5 separate regions of the Mus musculus genome follow, and regions 2, 3, 4 and 5 are each linked to region 1. Evidence: chromatin loops called from intact Hi-C (ENCODE). Cell type or tissue: heart. All regions are shown on one strand. Links, peaks and the distances in the headings refer to the core of each region. The heading gives the core; the rest is flanking DNA. Region 1 has its middle 38 kb from the start of Neurl1b. Region 2 has its middle 29 kb from the start of Neurl1b. Region 3 overlaps Pgap6 (post-glycosylphosphatidylinositol attachment to proteins 6). Region 4 has its middle 44 kb from the start of Neurl1b. Region 5 overlaps Luc7l (Luc7-like).

Region 1 (5,903 bases), core at 309-5,308:
GAGCAAGCCGAGGGGAGGAAACCGATAAACAGTGTGTCTCTGTCATCTCCAGCTCAGCTCCACCCTCCAGGTTTCTGTCTTGAGTTCCTGCCTCACTTTCCCTTCATTAAGGACTGTGTTATAAAATGAAGTCATCTTTCCCTCCCCCAGATTGCTTTTGGTCATAGTGGCTTTATCACAGCAATGCAAGGAAGTCGTCAGTGTCCCTCCTGGTCTTGCACACTTGTCCCTGCCTTCTCCAGTTTCTCTTTGAGTGTGCAAAGCCCCCACCACTCCTGCAAACAGACTCTGAGCCAACCCTGGGTTTGGCCATCTTACATGCACACAAATTTCTCTTTCCCTCGCTCTTGAGGTTCTGCACGCTGAGTAGCACACAGAGCTAACAATAAGGGGTCATTTAGTGAGCACTTCCTACACGTGAATGACTTCCATTTCATCCACCGGTCCTCACAAAAACTCTGGAGTAGGCCCTGCTGCCACTAAAGAGAAGCAGGACCAGAAACAGGAGTTCTCTACCTTACTGTGTAGCCGAAAGCTTTCTTCTCTGACTTCTTCATTCTGCTCCAGCATCTAGTCCTGGTGATTTTACCAAGGCAAATGAATCTTCCAAGGAATTTCATCACAGCCTTCACCCACCTCCCCAGGTGTTCTGGCCCTGTAGGGAAGCAGAGGAGGAGGAGGCTCGATGAGGGCAGGGCCTGCAGGTGAGGCAGGCTTTGAATGGACTGGCTCTTTTGCTGCAGTCCAGCTGACCTGTGGCTAAATCTCCAGTAGAAAGGAAGGAAGTGAAGAGAGTGGGGAAAGAGAAGGGAGAAAAGAAAGAGAAGAAAAAGAAGAAAAAGACCACTCATTAATTTGAAACACAGATGGGCAAAGAGAAGCAGTGGCCATATCTGGACGATGATGTACCATTGTGCCCTCCCAGAACCAGGGTCTCACCTAGGCTTCCTATAGGTTCAGCCTGGTTCTGGAAGTTGTTTTGACTTCTACATGAAGATGGGAAGAACTCAAGTATTCCGGGCATCCAGTTCTGGAAACAAAACTTGACCCTGACTATTAAATACATCCAGAGAGGAGGTACCAGCCCTGGTCCCCTTTTCTGCCTGCTGTCCCAGATGTGGCCCGCCTAGGCCTAGGCATCTTTTCCGAGGCTGTACATAAGGCCTATTACTGCAGCCTCAGCTGCCCGAGCAGCACAAGATCAGCTCTGGAGTTGCTTGGCAGTCCTGGAGCCTACACACTACTCCACCCACCTCCTGTGTGAGACCCTCTCCACTATCTCAAAAAAATCACTCTGCATGTGACAGCACCCTGGAGCCATCTATGAAAGGGAGGCCCCTCCCTAAACTCCATCTTCTCGCCAGTAGGTTGGCATACTGCCTGGGGCTTTTGGTGTCAGCTAGCACAGGGCCTCTGGGATCTAGCATGGTGGATGAGAGAGCATGAACACACATTCAGGTCCAGACCTGCTTCTGGGTGAAACCCCTTCCCTCTCAGCCTAGTTGGATCTCTGAGGAAAGAGAGGCATCCCCCACCTTGTGGGTTAGGTCACAGTGATGCCACATAGTCAATGCTAAGTACAGGACTCTATTTTATCCTGATTTCCATCCGTTCTATGGTTTACCCACAGTCAACCTTGGTCTGAATACTACACAGAACACTCTGGTAATAAATGACCCACAGGCTTACACTGTACATACATCCTTCCAAGTGTCCACAATGTATATGCTACTCAGCCAGTAGCCACAGTGAAGTTAATTGGCTTGTCAGATCTGCTGTCGTGGTAGGGCAGGGCTCTAGCTGAGTAACCCTCAAATACTTCACAATGGCCCCAGGTGGAAGCAGTGAGCTGCAGACAGGAACATGGAGGGCACATGGATGCTGCAGGCCAGAAGGAAGGTGCTTGCAACACAATGCTTGCATTTGCCCCCTTGGGGTGTTAGGTGTCTCTTTTTGGATAAAGAGGACTAGGCAGTTGTTTGTTCCCCCAGTGACAACCTGCTGGGCTATACACAGCTCTGCTCCCTGCAGTCTACCACCACGTGGTGGAGCTATTGAGTTCTGTCCCACCTCCACCAAACCGGTCTCTAAATTTAGCGCACCTCCTTCCCACAAAGAATGAAACCAGGGTGCTGAGACAGGGGCTTACCAGGCCTGCTTCTGAGCCTGCTCTGGCCCCGTCCCCTTGTTTGTTTTGGTTCCTGGTCAAGAATGCTGGTCCAGGCCTGGGAGGCTAACCTTCTGACTCTGGAGGGAAAGTCACACTTTTGCTCAACTCCCAGGAGCAGTCTCGAATTCCAGGGGAGGCGTGGGAAAGGCCAGGCCTTCCCCAGCAAAGGCAGTGGAGCTGCCTGAAACCCAGTCATTGCTTCCAGCCTCTGCACTGCTCCCAGGGACAGCCAGCCCACTTCAGGGGGATGGAAATGAGCCGAGGGGAAGGTCTCATGAGCCAGCACAGGATAGACGTCAGAAGTTGCTAAAAGGGAATCCTTCAGACACTCCCCCTGCTCCCTCTCAGACTCCTCCTTCTCTGTGCCAATCTCACCTCCACACAGGCCCCCTTTGGCTGTGCCCTGAAAAATAGAGACACCTTTTCACAGGGGCATTGCTTTAGCTACTGTGGCGGTGATACAGAGGCCGAGGCTTAGGTGAGCCTCTTCTAAGGTTTCAGAAAAGCCAGGCACTAGAGGCAGGCAGCTTTTGGCCAGCAGGGATACTGTCCTGAGTCCCACCAGCAGAAAGGGGCTGCCCGGCCAAGGAGCAGACAGGTCAGCAGGTGGGTGCACCACTGGGTCTGGGGCAACAGTCCAATTTGGCATTCTCCTGCCTCATCAGGCTCTTCCCCAAGATGTCCTCAGAAGCCATTCCCTGACGGCTCTTAAGCAGGTTTCCTCCCTGAATTGACACAAGGGCCCCTGCTCAGGGACAGCCCACACTTAGGCCTCTGGAAAGCCATAAAGCTGAAGTTGGAAGGGGTTTCAGCTTTTTGAAGAGAGGCAACTGTGGCTTTTTGGAAGATGAAACATCATCTCCCTCTAGTGGACATGATGAAATGTGGCGCCCCTCCAACTCACATAGGCAGCTGGCTCTCTGATCAAATCCAGATCAACACTTCCACCCCACCCAGCACCCTCCAGGTGTCACCCTCCAGGTGACACCCAGCAATCAGGAAAGTGAAAACCCAGTAGTTGGCTTTGCAGGTTGGTGTTTTCAGGATGTGGGGATATCAGGGTGACTTGGAGGCTGTTTTTGGATGGCCTGGCACGGTGGTGGGAGCCTACTGGAGAAGCTCAGACCCCGATAGGATCCCAGGATTACCACACCCTGAAGGACCAGGAGGTGGGTCATGCACCTGGTCCTTGCCTCAGGTCACTGGTCTCAGGCTCACTTTAATTCACCCAGCCTACCTATGCCAGGAACCTTAAAGAGAGGCAATGGGAACACAGACATAAGACAGCATATTAGGAGTGCTAAATGTATAGCTTTAGCGACTGGAATATGAATATCCCAGAACTTGAGGAATTTGTGACCCAGTGATTCAGAGGCATGGTCTAGTGTGTGGCAAGTTTCTGCTGGGTCACAAAGCCAGTTACTTTTCAGGATGATAACTGATAACATGCGTGGCTACCTCTGCACACTAGCTAACAACAAGCAGCAATAGTGCCAGCCTGCCCTCTCAGGGACACAGTGGCCCTCGGGCAGATAGGCCATACTGAAGTGGAGACTTCTGGTTTCTTTGGAAAGTCAGTTGTGTCAGATAGTGTTTTGCTGGGGCAGATGCCTGAAGGAGTGTTTCCCTGAAGAGGACACAGGTGAAAGGATGTCTCACTTAGGCAGACTTGTGAAGGAACATTTCACTGGGACACATGCTGTTTAGAAGGATCCAACCGACAGTGGATGGTGTTGAGTGGGAATGGTGTGCCTTACCATTGCTCATCATTTGTCAGGACCCGATAGAGAGAAACACACCAAAAAACTTCTGGTGGTGCACTGGTGGCTTCTTGCTGCTTCCGTGGACTCAGGCAGGTTGTCAGAGTGATGTCAATTGATAACAAACTCACATGGAGTTTTGCTAAGAGAGACTCATGTGCTGAGGCAAGACACATATCCAGGCAAGACCCATAGAGGACACATGACATTTGGAGGGAGTATAAATAGGACCCAATGGACAGTGACGGGGCTTGCCTGTAGAGCTAGCTGTGCAATGCTTCTTGGTCTCTCGTCTTCAATGGCATATCGTCGGTTCACTGAGAGAGGCACAGCCAAGAACTCCTGACATCCCTGGTGGTCCTGTTTCTCCTGCTGACTCGTGCCTAGTCTGCTGAGGCCTGGCTGTCTCTGCTAGGTTGAGCCACCGCTGCTGCTATCCTGACACTACTGAACTGGACTGCTGGTGGATCCGTGAAGTGTTTGCAAGTGGATCGAGCTGCCTCTACTGACCTATGAACTGAACTGCTGATTTCCTGACAATGCAGATGAGATTTGCTCCAAAGAACATTTTCTAAGCAGGTCCACTTCCCCCGTATCCTAGTAACCTTTCTTTTCTACTACCTCTGGTGGATGGTGGGCTAGAAGGGAGGTTAAAGCATTTAAGAACCATCATTAAATTACATTTTGAAAAATGAAAGCTTACACCATATCCTCCAAACATTAGGCCAAAAGCCTCTCTCTCCAACACCACAGTGACGGGTCTGAGACTCACTCACAGGGCTTGCTTGGGAATGACATGAATGTCCCAGACACACCAAGCAAGAAAAAAGTCACGAAAGCATCTGTGTGATATGATGTCATTAGAATAAATATTATACCAATTTAAAACCAAAATAAAATAGATAAACAGATGTGGGGCAATGGGCTATGCACAGACAGGCTAGTCTCCAGTCAAGCCGAGGTTGTGAACCCCGGTAGAACCTGGTGGTGATAATTCACCTACATGAGGTGTTCCCTCATGTCTCCTGGACCCCTGGCTCCTGTCGAAGTTACTGCCCCACAGCCCCCACAGGAGAAGCTGTGGCTAGTAGTCACATAGACAATGTCCCAAGCTTCTGACCTTCAGGCTAGACTCCTCCCAGTTACCTAGCAACAGTAAAGATAACAGCCCACCATAAGAGGGACTGCTTGGCCCCATCTCACTCTCTTACTCCCCTTACTCTCCTCTCTCTCCTCATCCTTTCTCTCTCTCTCACCTCTTACTCTCTCTCCTCGCTCTCTTAAGCTTTTTACTTTCCTTATTCTCACTCTCTTACTCTCTCTCTTACTCTCTCTCTCTTACTCTAGCCTTTCTTCTCTCTCTCCTTTTCCCCCTTCTCTCCTCTTGGCCATGGCTGGTCTCTCTCTTCCTTTTACCTTTTCTCTTTCTCCCTGCCTTTCTACAATAAAGCTCTAAAACCATAGACTGCCTCTGTTCATCAAGTCCTGCTGTGCATGGATGATGGGATAGGCTTTCTCCTAACAAGCCATTTCTAATCTCCTGATAGAAGATGACCGGACTTAGGACTCTTACTTGTGTGGGAACCTCTCTCCCCCTGCCCTCTCTCCCGTATCCCTGGGGCCGAGGGTGTCACCCCGGGACCCTGTTATTGGGGGCTGCCCCTTGTCCACCCCCCGTCAAGTGGGGTCAGTGGCTTAGATGCTCACCTGGGGGCAAGTGGAAAGCATCCGGCAGTCCTCCCACGTCCCGTTGTCCAGAGCACAGGAAGAACTCTGGCTGGACATGGCTCTCTCCCTCCCCCCCCTTCCCCAACACCCACAGCCCCACAGAGGCTGGTGATGCAGCTCTGGAGAGCAATGTGCTCAGCACACCAGAAGCCCCAAATTTAATCCCCAACACCACAGTAAAATAACGAAACGCATCCTTAAAAGCACATGGATAGTCAGTCCAGAAGGCCAAAGGCAGGCCAGAA
Region 2 (5,903 bases), core at 569-5,568, 67 kb before region 1:
TGAACATGCGCCATCTTCCCCTACCAGGCCAGGAAGGCAAAAAACTAAGAGAGACAAAAGCACGAGGCTCCTTCAGTCCATCTCTAGCACCCACTTCAGTCTGAAGTGTATCCTAGGTGGCTGATGTGTGTTTTCCGAGCTGTCTACTTCCTCGTCCTAGACAGCACTGGAACCTTCCTGGGAGGGAGGGGAAAGTTAAGTGGCAAGCAGGTAGTGCAGTTTCTCATAGCATTTTTGTAGAAGCTCTAGAAGGCACAGAGACACCTCAGGGCCACTGCCCAGAGCCCAACGGTCCTGAGGAGACAGGGAGGCAAAGGCTAGTCCCCACTTCCCCTCTTCCTGGCAGGTGCTGCCCTCAGGACCAGCCAGTAGGAAGGTATGTGGAGGGGGAGAGGGACCAGGGGCATGGGGAGACAGAGCCAGGTCCCTCGTTATTGACCAAGGGGAAAGAGAGGTGGGCTGACCAGACCTTGGTTTCGCTTGACATAAATGGTAAAGGGGAAAAGAGCAGAACATTTTCAATAATACTAAAATTATCCTTTATAGTAATGAATGCCCTTCATAAATAAACAGAGGGTAGCCAAGTCCAACAGCATGCCCAGAAGTTAAGGAAGAATGTACCGGATGCCAGGCAGCTGAGAGAAGCCCAGACTCCACTCAGAGCAAGCCCAAGCCACCTCCCTGCCACCAAAGAAGCTCATTTGCCCAGGGGCTGCTGCCTAATTTTGAGTCATTTACATATCTTAAGCCGCAGTCTTGACACCCCCACCCCCAGTGTCACAGAACAAGGTGAAAATACTTAATGGAATCTCCTACCCATGTTTTCAATATTTACTTTCTTCTGAGAACCTGTGCAAAGGTCAGGGGTTGTATTTTAAACCACACTGAAAAGGGAAACAGTCTGGAGCAATAGCATTTCCATGCTGGACCAAGGCGGAGAGGAGGCCCAAGCAAAGGGCTTCTCAGGGAGATTTTGCACCAGTGAGTTCCACAGAAGCAGATGTGTAGAAGAACCGGGGCCTTTGAGGGACTCTGACTGTCTCCTCACAGAGCCCCTCTAAGCTCTTTAACAGGACCTCCAGGAACTAGGGTGTAGTGACTATGCATAGCAGAGACTGTTCACGGAGCCAGCGAGGGCAAAGAAACTGGGTTGAAGTCCCTGGTCCATGTGTGGTTCATCCTGCTAGTCTTGAAAGATGCTTTCAGGGATGTGGGTTTCATGGCCAAGGTACCTTGGAAAGATGGCGGGCAACTCACTGTGGCCTGAGGATTAATAGGCAGCTGGGCTGCTGTGATCAGACATCGTGGCTGCCCACCGACAAAGTTCATCCCTCACCACTTGGCCGTCCTGATGGCCGCTTCCTGCATAGGAGGCCTGAGCAGAAGCTCTACATGGGCAAAGTCTGTGCCCTGTGGGAGGCTGATGGGACGTAACATGCAGCTCTCCCTTCTTCTCATTGCTGAGTGAGCTAGAAAGATGCATCTGATCCAGAGCCGAGCCAGGCAATGCATACCAGGGTGCAGGCCTTGGATCCATGTCCTTCCTGCTTGCAAGCCAGGGCTCCAAGAATTGTATTTCCTTGGCTGTTTTTTTTTTTCCCTAAGTAAAGATAATGAGAAAACCTGCTTTGCAGGTTTCTATGAGAATCAGATAAGAAAGCCTACATGGACACCTTAGACCAGCAGTTCTCAGCCTGTTGGGGGCATTGAGCAACTTTTTCACAGGGGTCATCTAAGACCACAGGAAAACATAGATATTTACATTAGAATTTGTGATAATAGCAAGATTGCAGTTATGTTGGGAGCCGCCCCCACATTCGCCGTTACAAGATGGCGCTGACATCCTGTGTTCTAAGTGGTAAACAAATAATCTGCGCATGTGCCAAGGGTGTTTTATGACTACTTGTGCTCTGCCTTCCCCGTGACGTCAACTCGGCCGATGGGCTGCAGCCAATCAGGGAGTGACACGTCCGAGGCGAAGGAGAATTCTCCTTAAGAGGGACGGGGTTTCGTTTTCTCTCTCTCTTGCTTCTTGCTCTCTTGCTTCTTGCTCTCTTGCTTCTTACACGCTTGCTCCTGAAGATGTAAGAAATAAAGCTTTGCCGCAGAAGATTCTGGTCTGTGGTGTTCTTCCTGGCCGGTCGTGAGAACGCGTCTAATAACACAGTTATGAAGTAACAACGAAAATAATTTCATGGTTGACGGTCACCACCACACAAGGCCACCAGTTACGAAGGCTGAGAATGATTGCTTTGGATGAAGGAATTGACCTTCTGGCTTTCAAGAACTTGCTGGGCGTTTTTACTAGATATGAAGACTTAGAGAATCTAGAAGGGTTGGTAACAAAAGCGGCTATTTGGAGACCCTGATGGGAAATGATATTCACTAGTGAACCAGAGAAATGTACAGAGTGGTGGACGGGGGCTGGGGAGATAGAGAGACATCAGCTGGCCATGCGAGGATCTGCTGGCTGCAATCCTGAGTCCAGGAAGTCCTCTCCCTTCCACCGTGCTCCCCACTTCCCATCCACTTCACACATCTCCAATGAGCTTAGGAGTGAGGAAGCCCTGACCAAGCCAAGGTGCCCTGAAAACCTTGCTCCACCACATGACCGCTTAACCAGGAAAAACAAAAGCTGTTGACGGAAACTCAACTTGAGCAGGACAAACGGGCCTCTCTGCCTGGCTTCCTCTCACTGGCTGGGCTCTGTCACGGCATCTCATGGTTCTTGGAGAAGGAAAAGGAAAGAGGCGTGGACAACAGAGAAAGCCAAAGTAGCCAAGAAGGAGACTCCGAATCCACATTGCTCTGCCAGGGCTGAGGGGAGACATCCAACACTCATTTGTGGGTCCCAGGGCGCTTCAAGGGTGAGAAGGTACCAGAGGGACAGAAGACACTTGCTGCTTCCCCTGCTGGAGAGAGTTCTCCTCAGCTAAGAAGCTTGGAGACATTCCAGCCCATCCCCCTCCACTCTTGACCAAGAGGCCTGAGCTGCTTGGCAGTGTAGGGAAGGTGGGCACACTATCAACAGACCTGAGGTGCTGGGGCATTGTGGAGGACCTGACAAGTTGTGGGATAGAAATGGCTCCCAATGCTGTGTCAGGGCTGAGGAGCCCGTGAAGACATTTAAAGGGTGCTGCATGGTCTGACCTGTGTTCCAGGCTGATTGTGCTAGAAGCAGCCTGAAGGTCTTACCAATGACAGGGCGTAGCTTGGTCACAAGGACAGGAAGCTGAGTCTGTGTTAAGGCCATGTTGATTCTGGTGTGATGGAGTGATTGGCTCCAAGGACTGCTAATTCTCTGTCTACCTTCCTGGCAACAGCTTCAGAGCTGAGTAGTGGGTGGTGGTGAGCAAGCCACGCTGGCTGGGATGCTCAATGGGTAGACCGGACAAAGGTAAAGATGGCTTCCAACTTAGGCAGATGATTGCTCCCAAGATAGAACTTTCTATTCTAAACCTTATTCCGCCAGCTATCTCAAGCCCTCCCTGGCTGGGTCTGGCGGTGTCTCTCCTCCCAAGCTCCTGACAGATGGCCCCTCCTCCCTCCCCTTCCTCCCTCTCCTGGATCTTTCTCAAATTTAAGCTTGGGCCATTTTTGGTATTCAAGTAAGATTCACTGACTGTATTATCTACCTGTGGTACCATGATTTTCAGAGGCTGGATCTCTTCATTCTTGGTGTGTGTGTATATGTGCCTATGTGTGTGTGTGTGTGTGTATGTGTGTGCGTGCATGTGTGCCTGTGTGTGTGTATGTGTGCCTGTGTGCCTCTGTGTGTGTGTGTGCCTGTATGTGTGTGTTTATCTTGTTAGGCAACCGAACCCGAGCCCAGGAGTAGGATTCCAGCCTAGCTTTTGGGTTGATCAACATGCACCTGGGGTAGGGCATGAAAAATAACAGTGAGGGAGCGAGGAAGAGTCTTTAATTACATTTTTTAAACCATTAAAAGCTTGCATCAGCCAGAGGTGACCACTCTTACACATTGGGGTGTTTTCTGTGCAAAACCCTGCTCTCTTTGCAACACTCTGACTATTCAGTGCTCAGCCTGGGCACCTTCTGACCTCTCCCACTCATGCACAGTCCTGCTCCCTGGGCTCCACCCTGGCCAAGGCCTTCACTGGCACACCTAGGAGCTCACCTACCAACTCTTCTGGATGTGGAAAAATAAGGGTGCTAGGGTGCCTAAGAAGTGGCTCAGTGGGTGAAGCACTTGCCTTTATGCCTGACAACCTGAGTTCGTCCCTGGGACCCATATGCGAGAAAGAACCAACTCCTGCAGGTGGTCCTTTGATCTCTATGCACATGCCACACATAAACACAAATGTATGTGCACACACAAAAAGAAAATACAAATCTTAACGTACAGTAAACTTAGTCCAGCAGCCATCTCAAGCCCTCCCTGGATGGACCTGGGGGTGTCTCTCCTCCCAGGCTCCTGACAGATGACCCCTTCTCCCTCTCCTTCCTCCCTCTTCTGGAACTTTCTCAAAATATAGTAATGGGTTATGGCTTGGGGCCATGGTCACCTGCAGGGCAAGTCCCAGAATCCGTCATCTCATGTGAACGCTGCACCACACCTGGACAAGCAGTGCCTTCAGCCCACATTGCAGTCAAGGACGTAGATTCGGGAGGGTTAAGTGCCTTGCTCCAGGTCACACTAGAACACTCGAGCATCTGTGCACAAGCCCATCTATGAGCGTGGTGCCTCTGTGTAAACACTCGCCTCCTCTCACGGAGCTGTCAAGGGAGGATTCACCTTCTCGGTCCTAAGAGAGAGCTTGCTTCCATGGCAAAGCAATGGAGGAGCTTCCAGTGCAGGGGGCAGATGGGGCACAGATGGTGTACCCTGGGTGCTGCAGTGTGAACGTGAGGCCAGCTGTGTGGGGAGAGGGAAGGCAGGTCAGCAGGATCCTTCAAGAGCCCAGACATTTTCCAGAGAGCAACAGGGAGCCTCTAGAACATGCCAGCAAAAAGAGGGCTTGTACTCTTGAGTGTTCATTTGGGCAGTGAGTGGATGGTGGCAGGGGGAGGCTGCCTAGAGAGAGACAGGGCAGAAAGTGACTGGTTTCTGAGGAAGTTCAAGTATGAACCTGCCTTGCCTGGAAGAGATAGGGGGTATGGTGGACATTGCTACCATGTTCCCACTTTCTGTCTCTCCTCTCTGTTCCCCAGATCTGCCTCCCCCAAACCAGGGACCTGCCTTGCAACTCTGCTGAGTCTCCTTTCAGTCCTGTGTGGGTCCACTGGGCAGAGACTGGCGTCCTGAACATCTATCCGAGCGTCTCTGGTTTTGACCAGGCTGAGTGAATGAAATTGTGGCCCCAAGGAAAAAACGAGTGTTCGTTCCAGTGGGCCAGCCTCGCCTAGCCCAGCACTGCAGAGTAGGAAGTTGGGAAGGGGTGTGATGCTGCAGGAAGCTAGTTCAAGCTGACTTGTTGCTGGAGAAGGCAGCAGCCAGTGGTTCACTGTAGACTCAGGGTGGATTCCAGGGCTCACATCTCCGATCCAGAAAGACAAGGGATGCCTTTCAGACATTCTGGGCTGGGTGGGTCCTTTAACCCAGGCTGCCAAGTGTCATTAAGGAAGTATCAGAGGACAGTCAGCTCTGTCTCTCAGGTCCCTCCTCTGGCCAGCCTGGCCCTGTGCATGCTCTCTGGGGGATCCAGTCTTCCAAGAAGAGGAAAAAACAAGCATTATTAGTCAGCTTCTGGGTCAGCTTGAGGAGTGTCTGTAAGAGGGAAGGAGGCAGAGTGTGAGGATTAACCCTGGACGGTGGCATGCAGAAGGATCACTGCAGCCATCAGGAAGCACTGTGTGGCTCAGTGGGATGACTGTCAAGTACACAGCATGCAAACTGACCTGGTAGTCATTTGAAAGTGTGCAGTTCAGTGACGTTAAATATA
Region 3 (5,903 bases), core at 428-5,427, 330 kb before region 1:
GGAGGACCCAGCCTCTTGTCAATGTCTGGGCAGACCTTACTCTCAGCTACCCGACTCTAGATTCAACTCCGTCTTCTCCTTTGGCCTATGTCCTACCTTCTCTAACCCCTATCACTTCCTGCCTTATTCTCCCCTCAGGGCTTTGTTCCAACCTGTGCCTACATCTTCCAGCCTGATATGCTGGTAATGAGGGTGGTTGAAGTCTCCACCCTAGAGCCTGATGTTCCCCTCCCACAGACGCTGCTCTCCTACCCCAGCTACCTCAAGTGAGTGGATCAGGGAGGCCAAGTCTGTCCTGTAGCTGCAAACCTTTGGGTTTAGGGTGGGTGGTACCACCATCTCATCTTGCAGGTGAGAAAGCGTAGAGACGCGCTGGGAAGAGAAGTCAGATATCTCCCTGTAAGCATGTTAGGAGAAATAAGTGCCCAGTGCGAGCTAGCAAGTCTGAGTCACCACCTTGCCACAGGATCTTTGTCCCTGAATACACCCAGGAGCTTCGGTTGGAACTGCAGGGCTGTGTGTCCAGTGTGAGCCCCGGCTGCCCAGTACGTGTCACAGTGGGGGCAACCACCCTGCCTAGAAACTTCCAGAGGGTGCTGACTTGCACTGGCCTCGCTCCATCCTGCCATTTGCTACTGTCCTCTCCACCCTGGGGCCGGTGGTTACAAGTGACATTTGAGAGCCTGGCTGAACCTCATGTGACAGTGGGCTTTACTGCTAAAGCTGTCTTTACAGGTGGGCTCCATGGGAGGGGAGTGGGGCGGGGTGGACGGGCTCTGTCTACCTCCCCCAGAGCTCTGGGCTTTCTTCCGGTTGAGCCCCTTGTCTTTTTGACAGTATGTAGGCCATGGAGTGTGACCATCCATCATCTTATACAAAACAACCCAAACCAGACTTATGATACCTCTGCAATCCAGCTGTCCCAAAGCGCTGTCCACCGGGACCTGGGCAGGAGTAGCAGGGTGGACAGTGGCCCCTTCTGTCTCCTGAACTATCCAGTCCTGAGGGAGGACACAGATGTGGTGTCTGTACACTTCCAGCCCCTGAATGGGGCCTTCGTGCTAGTGCATTCAAGCATGCCTTCTGTAATGCAGCTCCGCCTTGATACAGGCATGGACAGCGGAGGCTCCTTCATCATCGTCCTGAGGACTAACAAGGTATCCTCTGGAAGCCCACTGAAGCAGTCTACAGCTGCTGGTAGCCTGGGCTTGGCTCAGGGTACAGGGTGACTTCAGCTCTGAGACTGGGGTGAAGGGACCTGGTAGGTGATAGCATGCTATCAATAGCATGGGCCAGAAGGGGATTCCTCCAAGATAAAAGACTTCCCCTACCCGAAGCCCTGTCCCTGGTAGAAGTTATAATTATATCTGTGCAAATGGACAGGGAAATGGCCAGAACAGGAGACAGCTGAAGATAATTCAGCTGAAGAAAATTTGGACCATGATGAACTTTGGGCTAGCAGGCGGCCTCCCTCCCCTCAAAAAAAGGACCCAGCATGACCGAGCTAAAGTACAAGGTGGGGAGGCAAACTGCTCCTTAGATGTCTTTGAGGGGTGACAATGGCTAACCTACCCTACTTCCCCTTCCAGACAGAGGTCACAAATGGCACCTTGGTAGCAGCTTGTGTGAATGCTGCCTCCCCTTTCCTCAGCTTCAACACTTCACTCAACTGCACCACAGGTATTCTGGGCAGGCAGTTTTGGTGGAGAGACTGACTGGCCCCTCTAGCCACCTCTGACAGGCCCTCCCACCCCATGCAGCCTTTTTCCAGGGCTACCCCATGTTTCTGAGAGCCTCATCTCACATGGCCAACCTCATCATGCCCTTCCCGGAGACAGACAACTGGTACCTCTCCCTGCAGCTTGTGTGCCCTGAGAGTCCTGAGTATGTGAATCTGGGCCTGGGCAACATGACATGGGCTGGTAGCAGTGGAGAGTGGGAAGCATCTATGAGTTTGGAGGGGTTCTCCTTTTCCACCTGCCCCCCATCCCACAGCAGCACAAGCAGGGGAAATGGGAATCCCAGCCATTGGAGCCTGGAGGGCTTGGCTCTAGGCCTGGGAGTCCTAGTGGTAGAGCCACCAACAGGAGCGCTACAACCAGCCTTCTCAGGCCACTTCTTTGTAGGGATTGTGAACAGGCTGTGGTTCGCGTGGAGACCATCTTGTATCTGGTGCCCTGTTTGAATGACTGTGGGCCCTACGGCCAGTGTCTCCTGCTCCGTAGATACGGCTATGTGTACGCAGGCTGCAGCTGCAAGGCAGGTGAGGATGAGCTTGCCAGGCCAAGCAGGGGTGACACTCCCTCCCACTCCTTCTCACGCTCCCCTGCTAACTTGGGACCCCCAGTCTAGGTGTAAGGGACACTGATTTGTGGGGGGGTTGGGGTGCTGCCTCCTGACTGTGGCATTGCTTGCATCCTGCCTGCCCTTACCCACTCAGTGCCTACAGTTGTCTGCCTTACCCACTCCTGTCTGAGCTGTGTCCTACTGCTCACGTTTTGTTGTGACTACATATTGATTCACACTTTTCCTCGACAGTCTCTACGTCTGTCCATGCATGCCACACTGGCTCCTACGTGTCCACATATCTCTACATCTGTCCCTACCAACTTATCACACCTGTCCGCCCTTACCTACACGTACTGGTTCACACAGCCTTCTCCATGTGCCTGCTCACAGCAGAACACACTTGGCCACGCCTACCTGTGTCTACACACACCCGTCCATACCTGTTTCCCTGTACCAACTATGCTTATCCCTCCTTCTCCACTCCTGACCATGCCTGCTATGGATACACGTGCTCGTCCAGACCCTCCCGTGCCTACATGCATCTTCCACTTTTGTCCCCACTTGCCCGTGCCTGCCCACTCTTGCATATACCAGTATCTATTAGTGCCGATTTCCTCCTCCTATGCCCGTGGATTCCCTCAGGCTTGTCTACACAGCATCCTCTGGGCGAGGAAGGGCCCTAAAGTTCAGAAGCTCATGCCTAGGTATTGCGTGGCCCCCAGGTTGGCGTGGGTGGAGCTGCACCGACAACAGCACAGCGCAGACCGTAGCCCAGCAGAGGGCAGCAGCGCTTCTGCTCACGCTCAGCAACCTCATGTTCCTGGCCCCCATTGCTATATCCCTGCACCGTTCCTTCCTGGTCGAGGCCTCTGTCTACTTTTACACCATGTTCTTCTCCACGGTAGGCTTGGCCCTAACCCTCTCGGGAACTCTGGGTGGGGAGGTCAGGTCTGCTTGCTCATCGCTTCACCTCATAGTTCTACCACGCCTGTGACCAACCCGGGGAGGCAGTGTTGTGCATCCTCAGTTATGACACGCTACAGTATTGCGACTTTCTGGGCTCTGGGGCGTCCACCTGGGTGACCATTCTTTGCATGGCCCGTCTGAAGACAATCCTGAAACAGGTGAGTGGCCTCTGATGCCAAGCCTGGGCTCCAGGGAAGCAGGGGCCCTCACATACAGTACATGACGTGGCAGAGAGGGATAGACCAGATAGGACTGGGTATCGGATCTCACAAGAGAACTCGTCATCCACTACTGGAGGACGTTGTAGGAAGCTGTGAGGGAAAGGTGTAGCCGTCAGGACGCCAGGAAAGAAGATGGGGACCGGGACCCTAATCTCAAAGAGGAGTCAGGGCAGGCCTCCCTGAGAAGCTGGAGCCATGTTCCTGGGTTCCTTGTCTAAGGGCACTTGGGGATTTTATGCAGCATCTGGACAATAGAGGTGACTCTTCGGTGCTTGTGAGCTGTGTCCTCTATAGCCTGGGTACTGCCCATCAGGGGCACCCATATCATCTCAAAGAGTGGGAGGAGAAAGTTCTGGAATTTGGAGATCCAGCAGGCTGAGTGTGGAGGGCATGAACTTTCAGGCAGTGGGCAGATAGAAACTTAGGCATGGGTCCCCTCCCAGGTTGCATCTAAGGCCACCCTGCTTGTAGATCCTGGAAGGCTTGGTATGCACGGTCATGCAAGTGTGTACAAGACTGCCCATTAGGAGTGGACATCATCACCTAGTCCTCCAAAGGTCCTTTGGACACAGTAAAGGGACTAGAGGAAGGGTACTTCCCTCCCAGGGGCTGAGCAGGAACGGGGCAGAGTCTTAAGAGGAGCCGACAGAGGAGAGGAGCCAGGATGTTGGGAAGCTGACCTGGGTAATCAGCGCCCCTGACCCCAGCGCCTGCCTATTGTGTCTCGTGCTATCACAGGTGATTCCAGCCAAAGGCTTCTATGGCCTCACAAACCACTGTGTCTCTCCTAGGTACTACTTGTCCTCGGCACACTCGTCATCGCCATGTCCTTGCAGATGGATCGCAGGGGCATCTGGAACTTGATGGGACCTTGCGTCTTTGCTTTTGTGATCATGGCCTCCATGTGGGTAAGGAACAGGGCATATAGTCTCCTGTTCAGACTCATGGAGAAGAGAGCCAGGCCCTTAATTCCAGTTATGCTGGGAGGGCTCCAAAACTCCACATCTGTTTAGAGTCGGTAGCAGCTACCCATAGAGCCCCAGTCTGGCTATGTGCCTTAGGTCTTGTGCCGATAACCACTAGGCATGAGGCCATATGCACTTCTCCTGCCCAGATCTAGATAGACCCCATACCTCTTGGCTCTGGGTCTGCACCAACCAACCAACTCCCATGTGGCTATCCACTCTAGATATACCGCTGTGGGCACCGGGGACAGTGCTACCCAACCTCCTGGCAGCGCTGGGTCTTCTACCTCCTGCCTGGCATCTCCATGGCTTCCGTTGGCATCGCCATGTATACTTCAATGATGACCAGTGACAATTACTACTACACCCACAGCATTTGGCACATCCTACTGGCTGGTAGTGCAGCATTTCTTCTGCCACCACGAGAGGAAAAAGCTGGGTCCTGGGCCTGTTTGCAGAAGTTCCCTTGTCACTACCAGATCTGCAGGAATGATCGGGATGAGTTGTACACAGTGACCTGATAAGGCTGGTTCATGGACACCTGAAACTCTAATGACCTCTTCAGCTAGGACAAGCGAGAGAGGTGCTTGTCTAGCCCCAACCAGGTTTCCATCTGAATAAAATTGTCCTGAGACGCTTGGCTTCTTTCTCCAGAGAAGACCCCCTCCACCCCAAAAAATCTTTATGGCTGCTGCCAATTCCTCTGAAGGTCACAGCTGTTTCCACCTGGAGCCCACAGGTGCCACGTGTGGGCTGATCACGCTGTTATGGATGGGGATACAGATAAGGGATTCCTGTGGTCCCCTTCCTTTGGAAAGCCGTGATATGAGACCCACAAGCAAGGAAGTCTGAGTGCACAGAGGTCACTCACTGTCTCTGACATCCTGTACCCTTAATGCCATCCTGCCTTGGCATGGGGATACCCTCCTGCTGCAGTTGCTATGGTAGAGTCCAGGGTCATCAGAGAGCTGATTAAGACCTGGAGTGCTGTGTGCTGTCCCTCCCTCATTGTCTGTTGGAGCAGGAGGCCTTCGGGAGAGCCTGAGGTAGCAGGCTGCTCAGCTGTATGAGGTCTGGCTCCAGAAGGCACACAATGCTCGCTAGTGTTCCCTTCTCTCTTAAGGGGTCCAAGGCCCCAGTCTGGTGAGCATTCTCCTGTGCTGGCCCTAGACACTTGGATGAGGCTGACCCCTACTGGATCAACTGAGGATTAAGGAGTGGGTTCTGGATCCCCAGCCCAATCTTTCTGGTCTCCTGGGGTCACTGAGCTGGTAGTGCTGTGTGCCCAGGCCATTTGGTTCCCACTGTGAGGCTCATCTGCTCTGAGTACTGGGATTGCAGGTGTGGGCTTCTGGGCTCCTTCCCAAGCTACTAACATCCTTTATTTGGCACCAAAGCACACTTTAGCCCCTGAAAGGGGAAATGTGTATATTCTGTTGGGGGTGGGGGGCAGGTGGTAAAA
Region 4 (5,903 bases), core at 631-5,630, 82 kb before region 1:
GGGTTGGGTTGATGACCATCTGGAGGAGAAAGCCCTTGACTAAGCCTCAGAGGAGTACAAAGCATGGAGATGCTCCCACACAGTGTCACCATCCTGGGTCCCATTAGGGTGTGCATTTTCAGAGACCAGAGACGCTGAGCAAGCTGCTCCAGGACACACAGCCCCAGCTATCTGCACTGCCATACTGTGTGTCCCACAGGGCCTCCTAGAGAGCTGCTTCAGAAGCACACTGGCTTGCTGGTGAGGGGCAGGAGACCACATGAGAGTAACCTTTGTAGGTTGGGAACACCTTCACTCCTCAACCGAAAGCCGCCTTCTTCTTTTTTTAAATCACAGATCCACATACTACAGGCTCACTTCCAGACCCCACAGTCCAGGAGACAGCGTGTGCCACCTTTCCCTCTGTGGCTGGAAGTCTCCACAATGTTTCTGCCTCCTCAGGGCCCCGAGGACCAATGGTTCCATGAGACTAGAACACTACAGCTTAGACTGGGGCTCCAGGCTACTAGCTCTCCTCAAAAAAAGAGAGAGAGAGAGAGAGAGAGAGAGAAAGAGAGAGAGAGAGAGAGAGGGAGAGAGGGAGAGAGAGAGAGAAAGAGAGAGAGAGAGAGAGAGAACAGAGAGAACCTTGGAGAATCTGCTCAAGGTAGGGGTTCAGGAGCGGGGAGACAGATGGAAGGAGATCATGCTCCAGGCCTGTAATGTAAGGATAACAAAGTCCTTCAGTGTGGACAGGGGCACTCTGCTGCTTATGTGACAGAGACTCCAGGGACTTTCTGCAGCTGAGACTGGAGACCAAGGGGACGTAGCCCTGACTTGATGGCTCTGACTGGACTGTGGGGAGGTGGAGCTCTGGAGAGGTGGGGGGCAGGAGGCTGAGCACAGCGCCTAGCTGGAGGCAGCTTGGCATCTGGTCTGATCCAGCTGTTGATTTTGGCTCCATATTCAAGACTCCTGAGCCCTAATTACTCACTGTCTTGGGAGCCTGGCAGGGAGCCTGAAAAGGGAGAAGCTGGGCTGGTTCACATCTGATAAGGAGACAGAGGCAGCAGAGCGGGACCCAGAGGCCTGGCTGAAGGAGCTGAGTCTTCTGCCTGTTGTTGGTTTGACTGAGATAGAATCTGCATACAATAAAATTCACAGTTTGGATAAAACCACCCATAAACCCGTAACCCGTTAAACCACACCACAATCAAGATGCAAACCATTTCCAGTAAAGTTTGCTCCTGCCTGGATCTGCTGGCGCCCGCCCACCTGCCCTCCAGCTTAGCAGTCCTTCCCACACACTGCTTCTCGCTTGGAACTTTAATGAATGGGCTGGATAGCTAGATGGGACCGGCTTCTCTGGCAGATGGTGGTCACAAGACCTAGGAGAGACATCTGTGTTGTTCCTAAGTCCGTTCCTTTTCATGGTTGAATTGTATTCCATTTGTATAGACGTGATACCTCTAATTAATCCCATTCATTTATCAATAACATTTTCGGCTGCTTAGGTAAACATGGTTTTTCCCTTCGCTGGTAGATAGCAGGGGATAGTGTTACTGGGGTTAGTGGTAAACACATGCTTAGTGGCGTAAACCAGAGCAGGCATGCCAGTTTTCTCTCTCTGCAATGCTGAGTGTGGTGGTAGTTACCACATCCTCAGGGCCCTGATCTTTACACAACAGGATCTCACTGTGGGTTCAATGCATGCTTCTCTGGTAATTAAAATTGCTGAACACCTTTTAATAGGTTGGTGCCTTTTATATGATTTTGAACTCAAGATTCGCGAGTCCTGAATGAGGTACCCAGCCTTTCCTAGAGGAGATTGTGGACACTCCTGCAGACAGCTCGGGGCCTGGCTCTTGGATGACATGGGTGAACTGCGTAGGACATTCGCTTAATAGGAACACAGAAGCATCTTGTAGAATGTTCTAGAAGCCCGTGTATACACAGCAAGCCCCTCACAGACCTTTCTTCAGGACACTTCAGACAGGTTCCCACGGGAAATGTGTCTCACACACTGGGGTGACTCTTCTCCCTTCCAGGCACCAGAACACCAAGGCCTTTCCGTGCAACCCTGTGAGGGTGATCCTTGTCCCTGTCATGGCTTAGAGCCACACTGTGAGGACAGCCATCTCTAGTGAGCCAGCTTCCCTGATGGATTAAGGGTGGCTGTACCACATTTTGCCAGTAGTGTGGCCCAGTGAAGAGGCTTGACTTGGTATCTTGTCTGATCTGTGCTTCTCATGGCAGGTTCCAAGGAGTGGACCCACCAAGCATCTGTATCACTCATCCATTGCTACAGCGATGCTATGTAATGAGTCTTAAAAAGCCCAAAACACCAATCTCTCACTTGTCACCAGGCAACTGATATTGGGGTGGTTTACTGATCTGGTCCAGCTCAAGTGTTGATTTACTTGTTTAATTATGGGGTTGAGGTTGGCATCGGGGCTGGCTGGTCATGGACGGGCTCATTTCTGTTTTGCCTCCTTTCTTGCATCAAATGGGTTCGGTTAGTTCTGATGTAGACGGGGCTCAAGGAGAGGAAAGCCGTGGAGGAGCTGAAGCCTGGAGTCAGAGCTGCACGTTCTCAGTGATGAGCTAATGAAGAGACCCGGCGAGCACCCTGACCCCGCAGACAGGCGTCTTCACAATATAGCAAGTCCCATTGCAAAGGGTGTGGTCACAGTGGGGAAGGTCTGCGGTGTGTATATTTTACAGCCCAGGACAGTTTTAGAGTCTTCACATTTCTCTATGTTGTGGAATGTTGCCAAATTGTCTTCCTAAAGGTGGCCCAGGACAGTTTATGGCAGGACCTGGAAGCCCACGCTCCTCCAGTTTAGCCTGCGCAGCTATCCCGACCCCTGGGCCAGAGCTAGAATTTCCCACCTCCATACAACAGCAGAAATGAAGTACAGCTCCCCAAAGCACTGGTTTTAATCACTTTCTTGAGAGGCAAACACCGTCCTTAAGACTGAAAGCGCTCACAGACAGGGTGAATGACATCATGTGATGCTTTAAGAAAGCGTGAGACTTAGTGAAATGGCCGACTAACAAGGCAGACTCCTCCAGACTCCATCCTCCCAATGTGGGCATCTGCTGCTAGCGTGCCCCACCAATGACTGAACATCCTCTGTGTGCTGGGCACAGCTCCAAGCATGAGGACAGGATGGCGGAGGCAGGGTCCCTGCCTCTCAGAGACAAACATGAAGGGAAGGAAGGGACCATTGACGTAAACAATGCCACTTCAGAGACAATATATGTCAGGAAGGAAACGGCACAGGGTAATGCCACAGAGACACTATGACCCTGGACTGGGAGTTCAGGACAAGAGTCTTTTGTGGGTGACAAGTTGAGTCCACGATGACAGGAAGGGGCAGAGAAGGAAGCAGCAGGCTAGTCTGGCAGCTGATACCAACATCCTAGGGCAGAGGTGACATCTTGCTGCTTGCCTACTGTGTGCTCTCTACCTCTACCCTCTTCTGCCACCACAACAGAAAAAGGTCTGGGCTCCCCCTGCTGGTCTACCGTGAGCTGTGATTTCAGTGGAGGGTCAGGGGACTGGGAGTATCTCATGTCATGCTGGGAGAGTTGGGGATGCCAGAGGCTCTGTGTGCACAGTGGGAGAGGGGCAACCTCACCTCGGGGCATGGTTTGGTCTAAGAAGCTGTAAAGAAAGAATATGGGCTCAAAGTCAAGCAGGAGCAGGGAATGCTGGGAGCCTAGTTACACACACCCAGTGCCAGGCAAACTCACCAGTGAGTCAACTCGTGGCCAGTGCATGACTTCAGGGAAAGCCAGAAAGGAATGGCCTGCCATGACATCCCTGCAAAGCAGCCCTCAGGTACTGCTGCTAAGGGGGAGCCTCTGGGAACGAGGCAAATTGACCCAGCTCCTAGCCCTGGGTTCTTTCCATTCCCAACCTCAGAGAGGAATCAGAATGTTCAACCACAAAGGGATTGAGTCCAACTCCCTTGGAGGTCTCTGCTCAAAGCTTGCCTAGGGTCAGCCAGTGGGTCCTGCTCTCGATCCAGCCGTTTGTGGTGAGTTTAATGATTAGTTCAGCAAATACTGGATACCTTCTGGGGGTCCAGGAGCCTTGTGTGCATGGGAGATGTATGCATGAGCAGGACCAAGACCCCTGACTATGCAGCTGGCATCTGTGGGGCAGGATGGCAGGCACAGGTGGCATCCTGAAGAGAATATGTGTGTTCTGTGTGCCAGCTGCTGAATGGTGAGCTAGGAAGAGACGGACATGGCAGGGGACAAGCACAAGAACAGGGCACCAGTTGCTAGATAAACAGATGGTCCTCAGAGGTCCCTTGACAGGCCGACACAGGAGGAGGGGAGTCAGGCCCAGGAGCAGCTGAGGCAAAGACCTTGAGGCAGGCTAGTTAGTGGAGACAGCAGTCAAGAAAAAGCCTGGCCCCGTGGGAGCCAGGTGTGGCCACCCTGGCAGGAGGAAGATAACCTAGAGATGTTTGCACCCCTCCTTTGGATATCAGAATCCTGAAATTGAGGCCTCCAAGACGTTGGAATTTCCCAGGAGTCTCAGATTGGGAGAAGGAAAAGGCAGAGACCTCATGCTAGCCAGAGGGAGTGGGGATAGATGCTAGCTTCTGGAAAGATGTTCTACACAGCTCTAACACCTTGTCAGACCACCTGGTACACAGGAGAGACAGGAGCTGGGACCATGATGGGTCAGTGACAGATGAGACTCTACCTTGACCAGAGATGCTTAGCTACACATGTCTTTTGCCTTCTATTTGAGCAGAACCCTTGTGACAGGACCCTAAAGATGGACTTGGGGGGTCCCCAGAGCTCTTCATTTGGTCTTTACAGTGTGGCCACACTGAACAGACCTCGCCTTCTCACCATGACTTGTCTGTCTCATTGGCCTTTGAGTGGACACACCTAGCTTGTTTGGGCTTCCAAGGACCTAGATTCTCACCTAAACAACTCTGGTGATGGGAGGAGGGATAGATGGATAGTCAAGGTAGGGAGGAAACTTCTAGGCCATTCCAGAGCCTGCATCTGTGGGGCCACTGCAGGCTTTAGAGCCAGGGAGGCACAGGCTCCGGCTTCTGCTTGCAGAGGGTCCTTGTGGTGCTGCACAGAGAACAGACTCGAGGTTAGGGGCATCACAGGGGACCAGAGAAAAGGCTGAGAAATGATAGAGAAATGCTCCAACCTCCAATGCAAACGACACTCAAACTCTCCAACGTCCTGACTGAAATCTGTTGCTGTCCCTCTGTCCCAGGAGCTGGGAACATTTCTCTATCATTTTTTTTTTATCCTGCCCAACCCTGCCGTGGTATCCAAAGCAAGACTTTGGGATCCTAGGCCTGAGACAATACCTTGGGATGGAAGGCAGATCAAGTTTCCTGAGGGTGGGATGACCAGGAGGGAGGAGGGGACAGTGCATATTCCCACTGAGGGCTAACTCCCTTCCTAGCTGGTTGCAGGGGTGTGGAGAGAGGGACTGATGCCGGGCTCCTCCCCAGTGCCCCAGGCAGCACAAGGGCAGGGGCTGGGACAGAACCCATAAACAAGCATCCATTGAGGTCACAAACCAAACAAGCAAAGTGCCCATATCTGCTTTGTACACAGAAGAGCAAGCTGGTCTCCCCTGAGTTTGTTCAGGGGCTGTTTCTCGGGTATGTGCTGCAAGGGACTGCAAGACAGGGCCTGGGAGGACCCACATGCACCCCTTAAGTAAGCTGGATCCCTTCCTAATCTGAACATAAGTTCTGGGCAACTCGAGTAAGGGAAAGCTGGGAGCTGGACTCAGGATGGTGGCAGGTAGACACACAGGGAGATGCAAGACTCAGATCCATGCTGTCAGACATGGGATGCTTGTTTGTTCCGGCTCAAGCACTGCTGGGTGCCTGCCATGCACCAGGGGTCTTCAGGGGCAGCTT
Region 5 (5,903 bases), core at 280-5,279, 180 kb before region 1:
TCTGTATAGCCCTGGCTGTCCTGGAACTCACTTTGTAGACCAGTCTGGCCTTGAACTCAGAAATCCACCTGCCTCTGCCTCCCGAGTGCTGGGATTAAAGGCGTGTGCCACCACCGCCCGGCTTCTATATACATTTTAGTATTCTTGGAGGATGCATCTTATGTGTTGTGTACTTTTCTCTTCAAGGAAAGTGTTGGTGATTGGGCCTTTTCACCGGAACTTTTAGACCTGCATTTGATATAGCCTGGATATTAGGACACAATTGCTACGACTGCTCTAGTTTTTGCTTACTTTTAAAATATTTATTTTAATTCTGTCTGAAGGGCTATATGCATGTGAGTGTAGGTTGCTGAAATGAACTAGAGGCATTGGATTGCCCTTGAGTTGGAGTTATTGGTAGTTGCGAGCTGCCTACCATGAGTGCTGGGAATTGATCTATTTCAGTTCTTCTGCATGAACAGTATAGATTCTTTTGCTGCTGTTCTTTTGAGATAGGGTTTTTCTGGGTAACAGCCCTGTGGCTGTCCTGGAACTCATGTTGTAGATCAGGCTGACTTCAAATTCACAAAGATTCACCAGCTTCTGCCTCCTGAGATTAAGTGTCTGTGACCACACCCTGGGAGCAGCATACAGTCTTGAGTACAATCTCTCCAGCTCAATTTTTTTTTTCAAGTTAAAAAAATATGTATTTGGGTGTTGTCTTTATTGGTGTATTTATTACTTGTGTTTAGTGTTCTCAGAAGCCAGAGAAAAGCACCAGACCTGTCACTGGTGTCACGGAGGGATGATTGTTAGTCTCCCGTGGCTGCGGGAGCCACCCTAGGTCGTCTTCAGCCCCAGGCTTTATTAGATTTTGGGATCTCTTCCCTATTCTTGTTCAGAAACATATCTTCCCTGCTGATCTCTGAGAACAGTCCTTATCTCCATGTTTGAATTGTCTTTGTTTCTTTTGATGAGACATAAATGTTTTTTGTTTGTTTGTTTGTTTTTTCATTTTTCAAGACAGCTGTGTGACTGTCCTGGAGCTCAGAGAACTACCTGCCTTTAATGTTAGTTAAAAAAAAAAAGTGAAATTGAAGTTTCCAACATAACCTAAAGCTGAACAACCCAGTTTCAGTATGTAGTAAAACGTCGCCTATGTTTCAGGTTTTGCCACTTGGACGACCTTTGCAGTGTGACAGTTCTGAAATGCCTCATCTTTATGTTTTCCCCCATAGGAAGAATATAGAAATTCCATGCCTGCATCCAGTTTTCAACAGCAAAAACTCCGTGTTTGCGAGGTTTGTTCAGCTTACCTTGGTCTCCATGACAATGACCGTCGGCTTGCAGACCACTTCGGGGGCAAGTTACACCTGGGGTTCATTCAGATCCGGGAGAAGCTTGATCAGTTGAGGGTAATGTTAATATATTTTGTTTCTGCAGAGCTCCTGGGAGTCTGGTTACTTTTAGCTTTAATTTTAAAAAGTTATCTGTATTCTTTAAGTTGGATTTGGACATGTTTCTGTGTTGTTTGTTTCTTTTTGTTTTGTTGTTTGTTTGGGTGCGAGAAGCAGGTGTGGCGGCGAGGGCCAAGTTGGTTGCTGCCTCGCCCGAGCATGCGCAGTGAGGCTGTATGCGTGGGCTGCCTGCCAGGCTGGACTGTTCCTCGAGATCCCGACCTGTCAGCCTGTCGGTGACTGACCTGAGCTCGTGCCTGGAGCGTGTGTGAATTCTGATTGGATGAGGTGGGGTGGAGCTGGATGAAGTCAGTAGGCACGAGTAGAGGAGTTTTGGGTACAGCCCTTGCCTTGAGTAGAAGCAGCTGTTTTAAGAGAAGCAGTAGTAGAAGCTAGCTGCTGTAAGTAAAGCTGCAAGAAGGAGTAGAAGAAGCAGCTGATGGGGAAGAGAGCTGTAGGGGAAAATCCCTAAGTAAAGAAGCTGCTGCGTGAACCCAAGTCAGTAGCCTCGGGCGACAAGGGCTCGAAGGACCTGTAGCATTTGGGTTTTGTTTTTTATTTTTGATTTATTTTAACTTATTTATCTTCATTTTATGTACATTGGTGTTTTGCTTATGTCTGTGTGAGATTATCGGATTCCCCGAAACTGGAGGTATAGACAGTTACGAGCTGCCATGTAGGTGGTGAGAATCGAACCATGGTCTTCTGGAAGAGAGGCTGGTGCTTTTCTTTTTTTTTTTTTTTTTTTTTTTTTTTGGTTTTTCAAAAGACAGGGTTTCTCTGTGTAGCCCTGGCTGTCCTGGAACTCACTCTGTAGACCAGGCTGGCCTCGAACTCAGAAATTCGCCTGCCTCTGCCTCCCGAGTGCTGGGATTAAAGGCGTGGCCCAAAATTGCCTGACATATTTCTGGGTTTAAAAAAAGAAAAAGTTTCATTTTATGTGTGGGAGAAGTAATTTGTCTGCATGCATATGTTTGTGTACCATATTCTTGCAGTGCCTCTGGAGGCCAGAAGAGGGCAACAGATCCCTAGGAGTTAGAGCCAGTTTTTACTCACATGTGGGCTCTAAAGTTCTAGGTCCCATGGCAGAGCAGCTTACCTGCTGAACTGTCTGTTCAGTCCCATTCTTTCCTTTGTGTTCTCACTGTCCTCTCATCCTCCCTCCCTCAGCATTATTGGTGTGTGTAGAGGTTCTTGACACATTCAAGCTAACTTAAGTTGATGCTGATTTGGTGGTAGAGGTTCTCAGAGCCTCCTGCTTCTGTTGCATATAGGATCAAGCTTGATGAATTGTGCTGATATTATCATAGCACACACCAAATCAAAAGGGAGCTGTTTTCTGGGTACCTACATCTCTACTCCCAACAGCAGGGTGCTATTGCTTTTGGTCTGAGTTAAGTTTCTTTAACTAACATTTCTTACTACAAAGCTTATGGAGAGGCTGTAGGAGGAACAGTTTATGGCTTGGTTTGAAACATTGTGATTTAAGCCCTGTGTCTTAGAAGTTCAGCCCCTTTTCTGTAATTTGTCACCAAATGTAGAAAATGATGGTTAATTTTTTTTTCATGTGTTCTGTTAGCTTTTAACTGAGTAGAATATTGTTTCCTAAAAGCTGTTGCTTCTCCTTATTTTCCCATTTTTTCATTTATTTAGAAAACTGTGGCTGAAAAACAGGAAAAAAGAAATCAGGATCGATTGAGGAGAAGAGAGGAGAGAGAGCGAGAAGAGCGCCTGGGCAGGAGGTAAGCATGGGGGCTAGCCTTAGGAAACTGCTGTTGCTGTTTTGTGACTTGGAGCCATCAGTGTTTGAAACATATAAAAGCATGCATTTATTTATTTTGAAGCAGGGTCTTACTAATGTAATCCGGACTGGCCTAGAATTTACAGATATGTGCCTGCTTTTGCTTTCCAAGGGCTGAGATTAGGGTATATGCCATCACACCTGGCTCCAGTGTAGCCTTTAAAAGCAAAACCTATGACATATTCACTGTGGTGAGGTGCAACACTGACTGATTGGAACTAGGGAAGGAGGAGCTGACAAGGGTCCCCTCTCCCTTTTCCTCTTACCCCCTCTGTCCGTGTGTCCCTCTCTACCCCCTACAGTTGCCCTGTATAGCTCCAGCTGTCCTGGGACTTGTTCTGTAGACCCCTGGCTGCCCTCAAACTCAGATCCACTTGACTCTGCCTCCTAAGGACTGGGATTAAAGGTCTGTCCCACTGCTACCCAGCCATCTTTTAACCTCACCCAGACAGCTCCTCTGACAGCTGGCCATGGAGCCCTTATCAAATAGGGAAGGCAAAAGTGGATCTACTAATGGTAGCTAAGCAGCAGTCTCATGGCAGTGCCTTGAAGGGAAATCATCAGCTTTGGACTTGAGGGTGGAAGCTTTGTATGGCTGTCTTTTTTCTTTTTAATTGGTTATGTGGGATCACTGGACAGACTCCCATAAAATATGTGGTTGGAATATGTTCTTGCCCATTGAGAAGCAAAATGTAAGGTGTTTGGCAAAAGCCTCCACACCAGTGAGGCACTAACGGGAGTTAAGAGGCAGGAAGAGTGTGGGTGATAAGGTCTGGGGTAGGCGGTCTGGAGTAGAACTGACTGGACTTGGTGACTGTTTAGGAAGGAATGAAGTTGGCCTCACGGTTTCTTTTCTTCTTGGTCTTTTGATACAGTGTTTTTCTGTATATCCCATGCTATTGTGGAACTAGCCTTGTAGATCAGGGATCTGATTGTCTCTGCTTCTCCATGCTGGGATTAAAGCATGTATTATCATGCCTACCTGGCCTTTCTGGTTTCTTTTTTTTTTTTTTTTTTTTTTGGTTTTTCAAGACAGGGTTTCTCTGTATAGCCCTGGCTGTCCTGGAACTCACTTTGTAGACCAAGCTGGCCTTGAACTCAGAAATCCGCCTGCCTCTGCCTCCCGAGTGCTGGGATTAAAGGCGTGCGCCACCACGCCCGGCTTGCCTTTCTGGTTTCTGATCTGGAGTTGTTCCTTACCTAGAACAGGGAGGGTGGAACCAGGAATAGGAGTTAGAATTTGCTGTATTCAGCCGGGCGTGGTGGCGCACACCTTTAATCCAGAGGCAGGCGGATTTCTGAGTTCGAGGCCAGCCTAGTCTGCAAAGTGAGCTCCAGGACAGCCAGAGCTATACAGAGAAACCCTGTCTCGAAAAAACAAAAACAAAACCAAAACAAACAAACAAACAAAAAAAAACAACAAAAAAAAGAATTTGGCTGTATTCAATTTGAGATGCCTGAGAAGTACTCCGATAAATATTTGGGATTAATTTCAAAGAAAAGATCAGAGCCAGACTCATCTATGCACTCTTGAAGCATCTCACTAAGTTGCCTTAGCTGGCTTCAGATTCACGGAGATCCATTTGCCTTTGTCTCTTAGATGGATTAACATTTTTCATCTATTTATCTTTCTGTTTAGGTCTGGATCAAGAACCCGAGATCGCAGAAGGTAGGTTTCAAGATCTATCACAGGGCTCTCAGGTTGAGTGCCTTTTTCTGTAAAAACATTTAACTGATGTTCACAGCCTCACAAGACTGTTTTGTGAAGAGTATAGATGTTAGGGTTTAGCACAGTAGAAAGATACCACGTGGACTCCCATGCTCTCACACATACGCTGCCACTGCTGGGGTGAGGGGAGACCCCGTTGAAGAGCAACTAGGAATGTCCAAGTCCTTTTTTGTTTTTGGGTTGGTGGTGGTTGGTTTTGTTTTTTGAGATGGGGTTTCTCTGTATAACTTGGCTGTCCTGGAATTCTTATTGAAGAGGCTGGCCTTGAATTTAGAGATCCTCCTGTTTCTGCCTCCCAAGTGCTGATATTAAAGGCATATGCCACCTTACCTGGCCAAGACCTATGTTTTCAAGAAACATTCAGGGGAAAGATACGGCCTTCCGATTAATTCAGGGGACTTTCACTTCCAAATTGTACATTGTAGGAGGAAAAAGGAATCCCAAGAACCCTGAAGGCCAATAGATGCTGAGAGTTGAGGAACGAGGGTGGTTTGATCCCAGTGACATCTTAGCTTTCAAAATCATCTGGGTTTTCCAGGTCACGCTCCCGGGATCGTCGACGGAGGCGGTCTAGGTCTACCTCCAGAGAGCGGCGGAAGTTTTCCCGTTCCAGATCCCGAGATAGATACAGGCGCCATCGCAGCCGTTCCCGGAGCCACAGCCGGGGTCACCGCCGGGCTTCCAGGGACCGGAGTACAAAATACAAGTAACTACTCTGACTCCTCAGTAACTTCAACCAGGAGTGAGCCCTTTGTCTCTGTGTTCCCAAGATCTGCTAAGATCTGTCATCCTTGCCTTTTGGCCATTACATCTGGTAGGGACAAGGTTGGGCTTGTGGGGATGCAGGTTCTGGGTGACTAGCACCCAGTGTTGGTGCCCCGAGGAATAGAGAGCGGCACCAGTACAACACTTGGCTGGGATGGGGCAGGGCAGTGAG

Evidence for each region. Hi-C counts contacts between places; a loop is a spot of excess contacts. Peaks named below come from ENCODE experiments on the same cell type or tissue, not always from the same donor. Only the 100,000 strongest peaks of a DNase experiment are listed, where the experiment ranks them.
Region 2: it touches region 1 in a loop (2.0-fold over the local background); 3 of 42 quality-filtered maps call a loop at or near these places.
Region 3: a loop joins it to region 1, with 2.2 times the contacts of the local background. A loop is called at or near these places in 2 of 42 quality-filtered maps.
Region 4: it touches region 1 in a loop (2.1-fold over the local background); 4 of 42 quality-filtered maps call a loop at or near these places.
Region 5: it touches region 1 in a loop (9-fold over the local background); 5 of 42 quality-filtered maps call a loop at or near these places.

Annotation. Positions count from the first base shown.
Region 1 is chr17:26,449,759-26,455,661 of GRCm38, forward strand. No RefSeq gene overlaps it. Among named protein-coding and RNA genes, the nearest start is that of Neurl1b, 38 kb to the left of the region's middle. In heart, for the core only: CTCF peaks have their summits at 2,040 and 3,049 (motif pointing left); DNase peaks (open chromatin) are centred at 2,343, 2,823 and 2,913; H3K4me3 peaks cover 382 bases; H3K27ac peaks cover 503 bases.
Region 2 is chr17:26,382,766-26,388,668 of GRCm38, forward strand. No RefSeq gene overlaps it. Among named protein-coding and RNA genes, the nearest start is that of Neurl1b, 29 kb to the right of the region's middle. In heart, for the core only: no CTCF peak of the experiment used is centred there; DNase peaks (open chromatin) are centred at 2,646, 3,216 and 5,526; H3K27ac peaks cover 928 bases; H3K27me3 peaks cover 416 bases.
Region 3 is chr17:26,117,273-26,123,175 of GRCm38, forward strand. Pgap6 (post-glycosylphosphatidylinositol attachment to proteins 6) reads left to right here. Exons shown (of 13, transcript NM_021793.2): 4 at 139-266; 5 at 467-735; 6 at 838-1,157; 7 at 1,590-1,680; 8 at 1,761-1,884; 9 at 2,127-2,263; 10 at 3,012-3,190; 11 at 3,267-3,413; 12 at 4,268-4,384; 13 at 4,666-5,903. The coding sequence ends at 4,962. Among named protein-coding and RNA genes, the nearest start is that of Mrpl28, 3.3 kb to the right of the region's middle. In heart, for the core only: a CTCF peak has its summit at 3,063 (motif pointing right); DNase peaks (open chromatin) are centred at 2,993, 3,183 and 5,359; H3K4me3 peaks cover 6 bases; H3K27me3 peaks cover 2,972 bases.
Region 4 is chr17:26,367,520-26,373,422 of GRCm38, forward strand. No RefSeq gene overlaps it. Among named protein-coding and RNA genes, the nearest start is that of Neurl1b, 44 kb to the right of the region's middle. In heart, for the core only: a CTCF peak has its summit at 3,505 (motif pointing left); DNase peaks (open chromatin) are centred at 982 and 3,155; H3K27ac peaks cover 713 bases; H3K27me3 peaks cover 275 bases.
Region 5 is chr17:26,274,457-26,280,359 of GRCm38, forward strand. Luc7l (Luc7-like) reads left to right here. Exons shown (of 10, transcript NM_028190.3): 6 at 1,218-1,394; 7 at 3,090-3,178; 8 at 4,877-4,906; 9 at 5,505-5,672. Among named protein-coding and RNA genes, the nearest start is that of Luc7l, 24 kb to the left of the region's middle. In heart, for the core only: a CTCF peak has its summit at 2,443 (motif pointing right); a DNase peak (open chromatin) is centred at 1,695.